Regions from separate parts of the Homo sapiens genome. Here region 2 is linked to region 1. A link is an interaction called in ENCODE POLR2A ChIA-PET data of the cell type or tissue named here. Cell type or tissue: OCI-LY7. All regions are shown on one strand. Each heading gives the region's core, and the rest is flanking DNA. Links, peaks and the distances in the headings are about the cores only. Region 1 has its middle 120 kb from the start of VPREB1. Region 2 holds the start of MIR650 (microRNA 650).

Region 1 (5,379 bases), core at 272-5,271:
ATGATTTCTTTTTCTCTGGGTACATGCCTAGTCCCAGATTTTGGGACTTTGCTGGATCAAAGGGTACATCTATTTTTAGTTCCTTAAGGAATCTGTTTTCCATAGTGGTTGTACTAGTTTACCTTCCCACCACCAGTGTAAAAGTGTTTTGTTTTCACCACATCCATGCCAACATCTATTATTGGCCATTCTTGCGGTATTAAGGTGGTATTGTATTGTAGTTTTGATTGGTATTTCCCTGATCATTAGTGATGCTGTTCATTTTTCTTTATGTCTGTTGGCCATTCATATATCTTCTTTTGAGAATTTTTATTTATGCCTTTAGCCTACTTTTTGATGAGATTGTTTAGTTTTTTTCTTGATAATTTGTTTGAATTCTTTGTAGATGCTAGCCCTTAGTCATTAGGTGGATATGTAGATTGTGAAGATTTTCTTCCACTCGGTGGGCTGTCTGTTAACTCTGCTGATTATTTCTTTTGCTGTGAAGAAGCTTTTTAGTTTAATTAGGTCCCATCTATTTATCTTTGTTCTTGTTGCATTTGCTTTTGGGTTCTTGGTCATGAAGTCTTTGCCTAAACCAATGTCTAGAAGGGTTTTTCTGATGTTATCTTCTAGAATTTTTATTGTTTCAGGCCTTAGGTTTAAGTCTTTGATTCATCTTGAGTTGATTTTTGTATAAGCTGAGAGATGAGGATCCAGGTTTATTTCTTTCACATTTGGCTTGCCAATTATCCCAGCACCATTTCTTGAACAGGGTGTCCTAGAGTATAGTTTGAAGTTAGGTAACCTGATGCCTCTGGATATGCTTTTTGTTGTTGTTGTTGTTTGTTTGTTTTTTCTTAGTCTTGCTTTGGCTATGCAGGCTCTTTTTTGGTTCCATATGAATTTTAGGATTGTTTTTTCTAGTTCTGTGATAAATGATGTTGGTATTTTGATGGGAATTGCATTGAATTTGTAGATTGCTTTTGGTAGTATGATCATTTTCACAATATTGATTCTACCCATTCATGAGCATGGGATGTGTTTTTATTTGTTTGTGTCATCTATGATTTCTTTCAGCAGTGTTTTGTAGTTTTCTTTGTAGAGTTCTTTAATCTCCTTGGTTAGGTATATTCCTAAGTATTTTTTTTTTTGCAGCTATTTGTTAAAGGGGTTGAGTTCTTGATTTGATATTCAGCTTGGTCCCTGTTGTTGTATTTGTGTGCCTTAATTTTGTATCCCGAAACTTTGCTGAATTCATTCACCAGTTCTCGGAGCTTTTTGAATGAGTCTTTAAAGTTTTCTAGGTATACGATCTTATTATAAGCAAACAATGACAGTTTGACTTCCTCTTTACCAATTTGGATGCCCTTAATTTCTTTCTCTTGTCTGATTGCTCTGGCTAAGACTTCCAGAACTATGTTGAACAGAAGTGGTGAAAGTGGGCATTCTTGTCTTGTTCCGGTTCTCGGAAGAAATGCTTTTAAGTTTTTTCTGTTCAGTATAATGTTGGCTGTGGGTTTGTAATAGAGGGCTTTCATTACCATAAGGTATGTCTCTTCTATGCCAGTTTTGCAGAGGGTTTTAATCATGAAGTGATGATGGATTTTATCAAGTACTTTTTCTGCATCGATTGAGATAATCTGTGATTTTTGTTCTTAATTCTGTTTATGTGGTATATTACATTTATTGACTTTGTATGTTAAACCATCCCTGCATCCTTGGTAAGAAACCCACTTCATCATGGTGGACTATGATTTGATAGCTGTTGGATTGGGTTAGCAAGTATTTAGTTTAGGATTTTTGCATCTATGTTCATCAGGGATATTGGTCTGTAGTTTTCTTGTTTTGTTATGTCCTTCCCCTCATTTTGGTTTTAGGGTGACACTGGCTTCATAGAATAATTTATTCCCTCTTTCTCCATCCTGTGGGTTAATGTATTAGTATTCTCCAGAGGGAAAGAACTAATGGAATATATATATATATATATATATATATATATATGAGTTTATTAAGTATTAACTCACATAATCACAAGTCACACAATAGGCCATCTGCAGGGTGAGGAGCAAGGAGAGCCAGTCCATGTTCCAAAACTGAAGAGCTTGGAGTCCAATGTTCAAGGGCAGGAAGGATCCAGCACTGGAGAATGATGTAGGGTGGGAGACTAAGCCAATCTCTCTTTCACATTTTTCTGTCTGCTTATATTCTAGCCATGCTGGCATCTGATTAGATTGTGCACGCCCAGGTTAAGGGCGGGTCTGCCTATCCCAGCCCACTTACTCAAATGTTAGTCTCTTTGGCAAAACCCTCACAGACACACTGAGGATCAATACTTTGTATCCTTCAATCCAATAAAGTTGACACTCAATATTAACCATCGCAATTACTGTCATAGACTTGGTGCCAATTCTTCTTTCAATGTCTGATAGAATTCAAATGTGAATCTGTCTGGTCCTGGACTTTTTTCGGGGTTTGACTTTTTAAAATTATTATTTCAATCTCACTGCTTGTTATTGGTCTGTTCAGAGTTTCTACATCTTCCTGGTTTAATCTAGGAGGGTTGTATATATTCAGATATTTATCAATCTTCTCTAGGTTTTTCAGATTATGTGCATATTATCTTTTATATAGTTTTTTTGTTTTAATTTTATTTAGTTCTGGTCTAATCTTTGTTATTTCTTTTCTTCTGCTGAGTTTGGGTTTGCATTGTTCTTGATCCTCCAGTTTCATGAGGTGTGACCTTAGAAGGTCTGTTTGTGCTCTTTCAGGCTTTTTGATGTATGTATTTAATGCTAAACTTTTCCCTTAGCACTGCCTTTGCTGTATCCTGGAGGTTTTGATAGGTTGTATCAAGATTTAGAACTACTGCAACCTTACTATTGACCAACAGGTTTTTAATTCCTAAGAGTGTGACCTCACTGAATCCTGACAACAGCTTTATGATTGCTTTTCATGCAGTAGGCCCTGGTTAGAGAGGGGAGTGCTTGTGGCCTGGAGGTAGGATTCTGCAATTTATCAAATAAAAACACTGGAGGTCAGTTAAATTTGAATTCAGTAAAACAATGACAAAGAATTAGTATGTGTTAGTATCTCCCACACAATATTTTTCAGTTGAAATACAACTTATCTGGGTGCCCTGTCGTTTATCTGCCAACTCCTCACAGGATTCAAGGCTTGGAAGAGGGAGTGTTGGGGCTGGCCTCGTCTTACTGATGCCAGTTCTATGAGATGAACCTCAAAGGCAGAGCTTCTCTAACACAGCTACCCTCAAGAAAGCACGTCAGTTAGCACTAAATACATGGTATAAGTTCCTCAATCAATAGTGCCTACTCACTTCCCTAATTCTTCTTTGTATTATTCTTCAAGTCTGCAGACTCAGGACCTCTGCTGGGGTTGCTGCAGCCAGAGTTCTGGATGAGGGACCTCATAAGCCTTTCAAAACCAGACGCAGGGGGACTACTCAGTCCCCACGCAGCGGGGCTTAAGCCAGGGGTAAATAAGTAAGAAATGGAAGAGCTCAGCATGGCTCTCCCTTTGTCCAGTGAGACAGCAAACTCCAGGGTCCTTTTGATGCTGAAGGTGCGTGGGCTGAGAGTAGGGGGAGACCCACCCTGAGAGCCCAGAACTTCCAGGACAGGACTTGTCAGTCTGAAAAGGGGCCACACTCTTGAGTGGGGAAGAAGGAGGCATCTCTCGCCACAGGCCTGCATTTCTGGTGGCTTCCCCTTCACCAAACTGTGCTCTCTGCTCTGATGTCTATCAGAGAATCTCCTTCAGTGAGACTAAGATCCCAGGACTTTACTAAAAATAACAGCATGAACCAGATAGATTTGTAATGGTACCAGAATTCTCTGCAGAGCAATGAGTACAAATGCAGCTTAACAAAGGCCCTCACACTCATAACTGAAAGGCTCAGTAGGTCTGGGTCTGGGGCAGTACTGGGTGCTGTAGGCTTGTCCTTGAGGCATCTACAAGTAAGAACAACTGGGAAGCCATCCTGCTGTGACCCTGTATCATCTGCTCACTGCTCACTGGGCTCAGCAGCTGTGTCCTCACAGGGAACCAGGTTCAGCCAACCTGGCCTTCTCCACCCCACCTAGAACATGTATTCCGGTGACTGTCTGGACTGAGGTTCTATGAAGGGACTGGCAGACAAGAAGAGGGGGCTGATTTGCATGAAGAAACCATTGCACACCCTTTCCTTTCATCTAAAACCCATTAATGGATACTCTGGGGCCACCCACAGAAGTCTAGCTTGTCTCCTAAATTTGAGAGTTAGGAAGGAGTCATTTCTTATCAATCTACAGGTAGAGGGGCCATCAGCAGCAGAGGGCCAGAGTGAGGGAGAAACTGGCTTCGAGAGACTCATCAACACAGCCACCAACTCTTGGACAAATGGGGCACTTGCTATAACAGTCACCCCAAGCTACTCACAGGAGCCTGAGCCTAGTCCCCTCACCTTATTGCTTTTGATTCTGGTCCATGCCTCTGTTTTCCCTGGACTCTTTGCCCATGTCTGAGTCCAGGGAGGCAGGGGTTGCTCCATCTCAGTCAAAATCTATGTATATGTAACAGCTACTATGGCTTGGAGCAGAGTCCACTGTTGTACCTATGAGGGCCTATCCTGCTCCACCATCCCCTTACACAGGTGACAACTGCTATGTTTCTGATGGACTGACCCTTTTCCCCTGGAAGACACAAGGTATTTATTCCTTTCTAACACAAGGCATATAGTGGAGGGGGTAGGGGTGGGTGTGAAGCAGAGTGGCTTTTCCAGATATAATGCAGTAAGGCCCTGGTTACAGAAGATCATTTCACAAAATTCCACACCCTTTCATGATAAAAACACTCAACAAACTATGAATAGAAGGAAACTTCCTCAACATAGTAAAGGCCATCTATGAAAATCCTACAACTAACATCGCATGCAATCTGAAAGACCAAAGATATGTTTTTGTAATATCTATCAGGATCAAAGCAACAATGCACATTTTCACCACTTCTATTAAGACAGTATTGGAAGACCTAGCCAGAGTAATTAGGCAAGAGAAAGAAATAAACAGAATAAAAATTAGAAATAAAAAGTAAAATTATCTCTGTTTTCATTTGATTTAATGTCATATGTAGAATACCCTTAAAAGTCCCACAAAAGAAAACTTTGTCAGAATGATTAAATGTATTCGGTAATATTTCTGAATACAAAAATCACCATGTAAAATTATCTCATGGCTGGGCATGGTGACTCATGCATATAATCCTAACACTTTGAGAGGCTGAGGTGGGAGGACTGCTTGTGGTCAAGAGTTCAAGAACAGCCTGGGCAACAAAGCAAGGCCCTGTCTCTACAAAAAGAGAGAGAGAGAGATGAAAGAAGAAAGGAAAGAAAGAAAGACAGAA
Region 2 (5,379 bases), core at 195-5,194, 460 kb after region 1:
ACAGTAACACAGGCAGATGAAGAAGTGAGACACAAACCCTTTCGCCATCTATGTCACCCTCTTTCTCTAATTCAAGGAGGACTATGAACAAAGCCTTACGCAGATCTGGTTAAATTCTCTTTAATCTCTGCCCCCAGCCTGTCCCTCCCTCCAGTCCTTCAGGCGGGGTCTGCAGAAAGTGCATCAGTAGTTCATTTAGGGTGATGTGATCAGGATGGACTGGTGTTTTGGTGACTCAGCTGTGACTTGGGAAAATAGGGCCTGCATGGAAGATCAGACTGAGGTAGACATCCACAGTTGTCTCTGGATTTCCATAGGTGGTGACAGGCCAGTCCTTGCCCCAAATGTCCTAGATCAGTCCCCAGAACTGCCCAGCTCAGGCTCCTGTGGTAGCCTGTCATTCTTTAGAGAAACACCAATGGAGTAGACACTGTGGGATCTGCCCAGATCCCCTGTTCTGAGCTTACCCACTAAGCACTACTGGGAGCTTCTGGCAGGTCAGAGCTGTGTCCTCACTGTAAAGTGCTGTTCGGTGCAGAAAACAGACTCCTCCAGGTCTATGCCCTTTCTCAGTGAGGTTAGATTTCATGACTGCCTGAGGCCGAGTTCTCGACTCTGCCTCAATATAGGAAGACCTGAAAATCCTCCCAGCTCCACAGCTCTCTGTAGGAAAGACTTGAGACCTCAATGAGGGTCAGGGTCTCCTGCCCAGGGTTGCCTCCCTCACCTCCTTTCACATCCTCTGTGCATGCAATTCCTCATCTCAGAGTCTGCTTCCAGGGAACCCAATTAAGATCACCAGCCATCCCCAACATGGGCCATGTGGGACTTCAGGAGGCCACTGTATGCTGGAAAGCACCTGTTTATTCCTAAATTAGCACTGTGAGTATCCACACGCCCAATGAGATCTGAGTGTTTCTTGCATTTGCATGGAATGAGAAGGGAGCCTGACTCGCCAGGTGCTCTGGGGTCTAAGGGAGAGTTGGAGTCAGATCTCCCTGCAGGGAAACCTGGGGCAGGAGGAGCAGCCTTACCCCATGCAGGGACCACAGATGCACCCACAGGGTGAGCTTAAGTATGGACACTGCCTACCTCCACCCTCCACATCCTGTGTAAAAAATCATTCTTTCCACCCCTCCTCCAGCCTATCAAAGTTGACACTTAAAAAGCCACCACAACCCACCCTTGTCAACAGGAAACCCATTCACATCTCCATCAGCCACACAATCTCCACATAAAGATTCTTCAAAAAATAATAACAATAGCCATGCAAAGTATATGATATATATCATAAATAATTGTACTTAGATTATATATGAAAATGATACTCTTTTTGATATGCTAGGTAAATAAAATACATTATTTAAACTCATTGACTTCTTCTCTTTGTATTTATAACATGATGACTAGACAGTGGGATTCCCATGAGGCTCACATCACATTGTGATTGAACAAGGCTGGTCTGCAGGGCTTCAGGTTACAGGGGCTGTGGAGTGACCTGGTGCAGGAAGCCCCGTCTCCATCCATAGGACATCAGTGTGAACCCAGGGAGAGGCGCTGGTATAAGAGAGATGAGAACACAGGTGTGAACCACCTGCTTGTGCAGGGGACTGAGCCTTCACTTTGAGCCAAATAAGTTTTCTTTCCCAAGTTCGATCCTGAACAAGAGGGCTTTCTGGACTTCTTTTTGTTTTCAGGTTTGTGCCCCTTCAGGTTTGGGGCTGTCTGGAGTCCCAGCCAGGGGACAGTGAGGAAATCCAGCAGTCTCACACTGACTCTGTTGTATTTCATCTGCTGGGGCCATCCCAAACTGCTGCGTACCATTTCCTTTCCTGGTGCTCAAATAGCTGCTCCATGCACTTGTCATGGTTTTATAGCTCAATCTAGATGGGAAGACAGGATAGTGTATGTTACAATATTTAAATAGAACCTGAATCCCTTAATAGTTATTTTAATATGGAACATTAAAAGAGTTGCATCATAGGCAATGGGGAAAGATGAAGAAAGATTAAACGCATTTGGAGGAAAAACTAAAAATGTCTTTATTGAATGTCTGTGTGTCTTCAGTGTCGAAGGGTTGAGAGAGGTCAGCTTTAGGTTGTCCTGAGGATGTGCTCAGATGGGGGAAAGTAAGAAAGCCGGAAACGTGCATCTCTGTGACCTGACACATAAATCACAGTAAAATGGAAGTAAATCTTTCAATAAACCTTTCAAGATAACATCACTCTGGTGCACATAGAAAGGCCTGTTAGCAAACTTTCCCTTTTCCCTGCTGGCTCATATCCCCATGGATCACCTGTATGCAGAACGGACTCTGTGGTCTCCATTTATCAGGCTGAGAACCAGAGGCTGGGAAGGACAAGTCACCTGCTCATGAGTGGGAGGGGCAGGATTGGGAGCAGCGGACTCAGGCTCAGGACTGTGGCCCTGGTTGGTGCTCCTTGTTCCCTTCACAGGGTCCCACCCACATGTGCCCGTGTGGATGTGGGTGCACTGCCTGGGGTGGCTGATGTGCTCCAGGGATTTGATGGTGCAGATGCTTCAGGACAAAGCATGGGAGTGGGGATGGGACGAGGCTGCCGCTGGGCAGACCAGGGACCAACGCCACCCAGCAGAGGCTTCCAGTGGGGTTGGGCAGCCCCATTTCCTGAGAATAGAGAGAACCTGGCAATGAGTGCCAGAAAGAGGTTACTTCGAGGTGTGCCCAGGCCTGGAGGGTCACAGAGACACAGGCACCACACAGCAGAGACACTGAGGGCCAAGAGCTCACTCAGGTGAGGGGCTTCAGCAGATTTTTCTCTCCTGAGCAAATCACGTGCAAAGAAATCAACTTCCTGTCATCAGAATAGACAATCAGGGACTTTAGTCTCCTTGGCTGAGCCCCGCTGTCAAGGGAAGCAGAAGTCTCTAAGCCCAGGCCCAAGTGAGGGTGGGGTGAGAAGAGGAGCTCAGGATGCAGATTTGCATGGAGGTCCCGCCCTTCTCTGAGGCAGAGGGGATAAGACAGGGCTGGGGGCAGGCCCAGTGCTGGGGTCTCAGGAGGCAGCGCTCTCAGGACGTCACCACCATGGCCTGGGCTCTGCTCCTCCTCACCCTCCTCACTCAGGGCACAGGTGATGCCTCCAGGGAAGGGGCCACAGGGACCTCTGGGCTGATCCTTGGTCTCCTGCTCCTCAGGCTCACCTGGGCCCAGCACTGACTCACTAGACTGTGTTTCTCCCTTTCCAGGGTCCTGGGCCCAGTCTGCCCTGACTCAGCCTCCCTCCGCGTCCGGGTCTCCTGGACAGTCAGTCACCATCTCCTGCACTGGAACCAGCAGTGACGTTGGTGGTTATAACTATGTCTCCTGGTACCAACAGCACCCAGGCAAAGCCCCCAAACTCATGATTTATGAGGTCAGTAAGCGGCCCTCAGGGGTCCCTGATCGCTTCTCTGGCTCCAAGTCTGGCAACACGGCCTCCCTGACCGTCTCTGGGCTCCAGGCTGAGGATGAGGCTGATTATTACTGCAGCTCATATGCAGGCAGCAACAATTTCCACAGTGTTTTAAGTCAATGAGGAAGTAAGATCAAAACCTGCCCTGGGCTCTCAGGCCCCCTTCTTGCTCTGCAGATGCTTCCTCACGCTGTATAAGGGTTTCCTGCAGGATGGCCTTGACAATTCTCCTCTCTCAGCTCCTCTCCTTTCCCACCATGAGGTCTAAAAGGAAACCTGCTCGTGATTTCTCGTTCAGGACTGTGGCAACTTCCTTTTGCTTGTGTGCTCTGGTCCCTTAACGTGCAACTATTCCTAGCTCTTCAATGCAGGGACGTAGGGACAAGGAGTTTACTGCTTGGTGCAGTCCCTCCTGTTTTCAGGAACATCCTCATTCTAAATGCATCCCCCATCTGTCACACTATGCAGATCAATCTGGACAGAAGCCATCAGGGGGATGGCTTCCAGTTTCCAGGAATTGCATCTTGTTCCACTCTGTGTCCACCACGCTCTAATGAAGATGGCCCTCCTAGCTTAAAGTGACCACTTTAAGAAGACTTGAAGATGTTTTTGAGGGATTAAGAACAAAGAGGATGCTGCTGTTTTTCTTTTTATTGCTCCTGCTCTTTGCCGAAATTCCTCAGGTTGCTGAGCTGGGGAGATTTTGAGTGACAGGCTCAGTGCTCTCGCAGAATTCTCCTCCCCTCACATCGCTGAGGCCCTGTCCTGGAAACTCCTCACAAGTGGACGGTCTTCCCATAGGATGGGGGATTCCAAAATGGCTCCACAGGAAAGAGTTAACCTGAGTCCACCTCCCTTCCTCATGGACATCGAGCATTTCTAATTTTCATGGCTGTCAATACTTTTGTACCTGGAATCCCTAATAATCTAATGGTGAGAATTGATTTAGAACACATTCGGACATTAGCTGGGTCCAATATTTAAATTTTCTGAGCCAGTTGTTAAATACAGCTATTATCATATATAGTTTAGGCTCCTTAAACTTCGATTATACAGATTATATTTAAAACAAAGTAACTAGTTTACTATATATATTTACAAAGTAACTACTATATAACATCATGTTGTGTACCTGAAATATAAACACTAAAATTTATTTCAAAAACCAAAGTGTATTGTCTATTGATGCATAAAAAAACACTCACAAAACTTAGCACACTAAGAGAACACATGTCTGTGACCTTGTGACTTGGATGCACCTAGAATTGGGAGTAGCTTAGTTTGGTCATTCTCGCTCCTGGTTAATCACGAGGTTGCAGCCAAGCTGTCAGGCCAGGCTGCATTCAGGCTACATCTGCCAAAGAGGTTAGGAACTGTGGAAGCCTCCCTCTGGCTGTGGAAGCCTCCCTCTGGCTGTGGAAGCCTCCCTCTGGCTGGGAGACTTCCGCAGTTCCTAACCTCTTTGGCAGATGTAGATCATCTCAAGGATAAAGGAGAGAGTGGAGTGAAGGCCCCTGTCCTTGTCCTCCATGTAAAAGACCATCCCATGCATGCACTATTTTTTATTCTTTGCTGAGACATCCTAGGCATAGAGCACTGCCCCATTCATTCAAAGGTTGTAGAGTATTCTATGGTAGAATTTTAGCCAACTCACTTTTAATGGTTATTATCACTATTTTGATCTTATAAATAACACTGCAGCGAACATCCTTATGTAGACTCCTTTGATTTTATATGTAGACATGACCATAGAATAAATTTCTAGAAGTCAAATTGCTGAGTCAAAAGGATGTGTGCTTGTAATTTTCACTCACTGTCCTCAGATTCTCCTCTAGAGGGGTTATCTACAAATTCGCAATGTCAGCCATAAATATTCGAACAGAGTACACTGGGGAAAGTTTAAATGTTTTTCAACCTAGCAGATTTAAAAATGTTATCTTTTTTT

The links. ChIA-PET counts read pairs that join two places held together with the same protein. Peaks named below come from ENCODE experiments on the same cell type or tissue, not always from the same donor. Only the 100,000 strongest peaks of a DNase experiment are listed, where the experiment ranks them.
Region 2: POLR2A ChIA-PET joins it to region 1 with 15 read pairs; 2 of 35 experiments call an interaction of 5 or more read pairs at or near these places.

The regions. Positions count from the first base shown.
Region 1 is chr22:22,359,824-22,365,202 of GRCh38, forward strand. It overlaps IGL. Among named protein-coding and RNA genes, the nearest start is that of VPREB1, 120 kb to the left of the region's middle. In OCI-LY7, for the core only: no CTCF peak of the experiment used is centred there; a DNase peak (open chromatin) is centred at 3,318.
Region 2 is chr22:22,819,754-22,825,132 of GRCh38, forward strand. It overlaps MIR650 (microRNA 650), which reads left to right and starts at 3,023; the gene lies at 3,023-3,118. LOC105372948 (a long non-coding RNA gene) reads right to left here. Exons shown (of 4, transcript XR_938047.2): 4 at 1,228-1,883. It also overlaps IGL and IGLV2-8. In OCI-LY7, for the core only: no CTCF peak of the experiment used is centred there; DNase peaks (open chromatin) are centred at 1,138, 2,918 and 3,578; H3K4me3 peaks cover 2,946 bases; H3K27ac peaks cover 4,598 bases.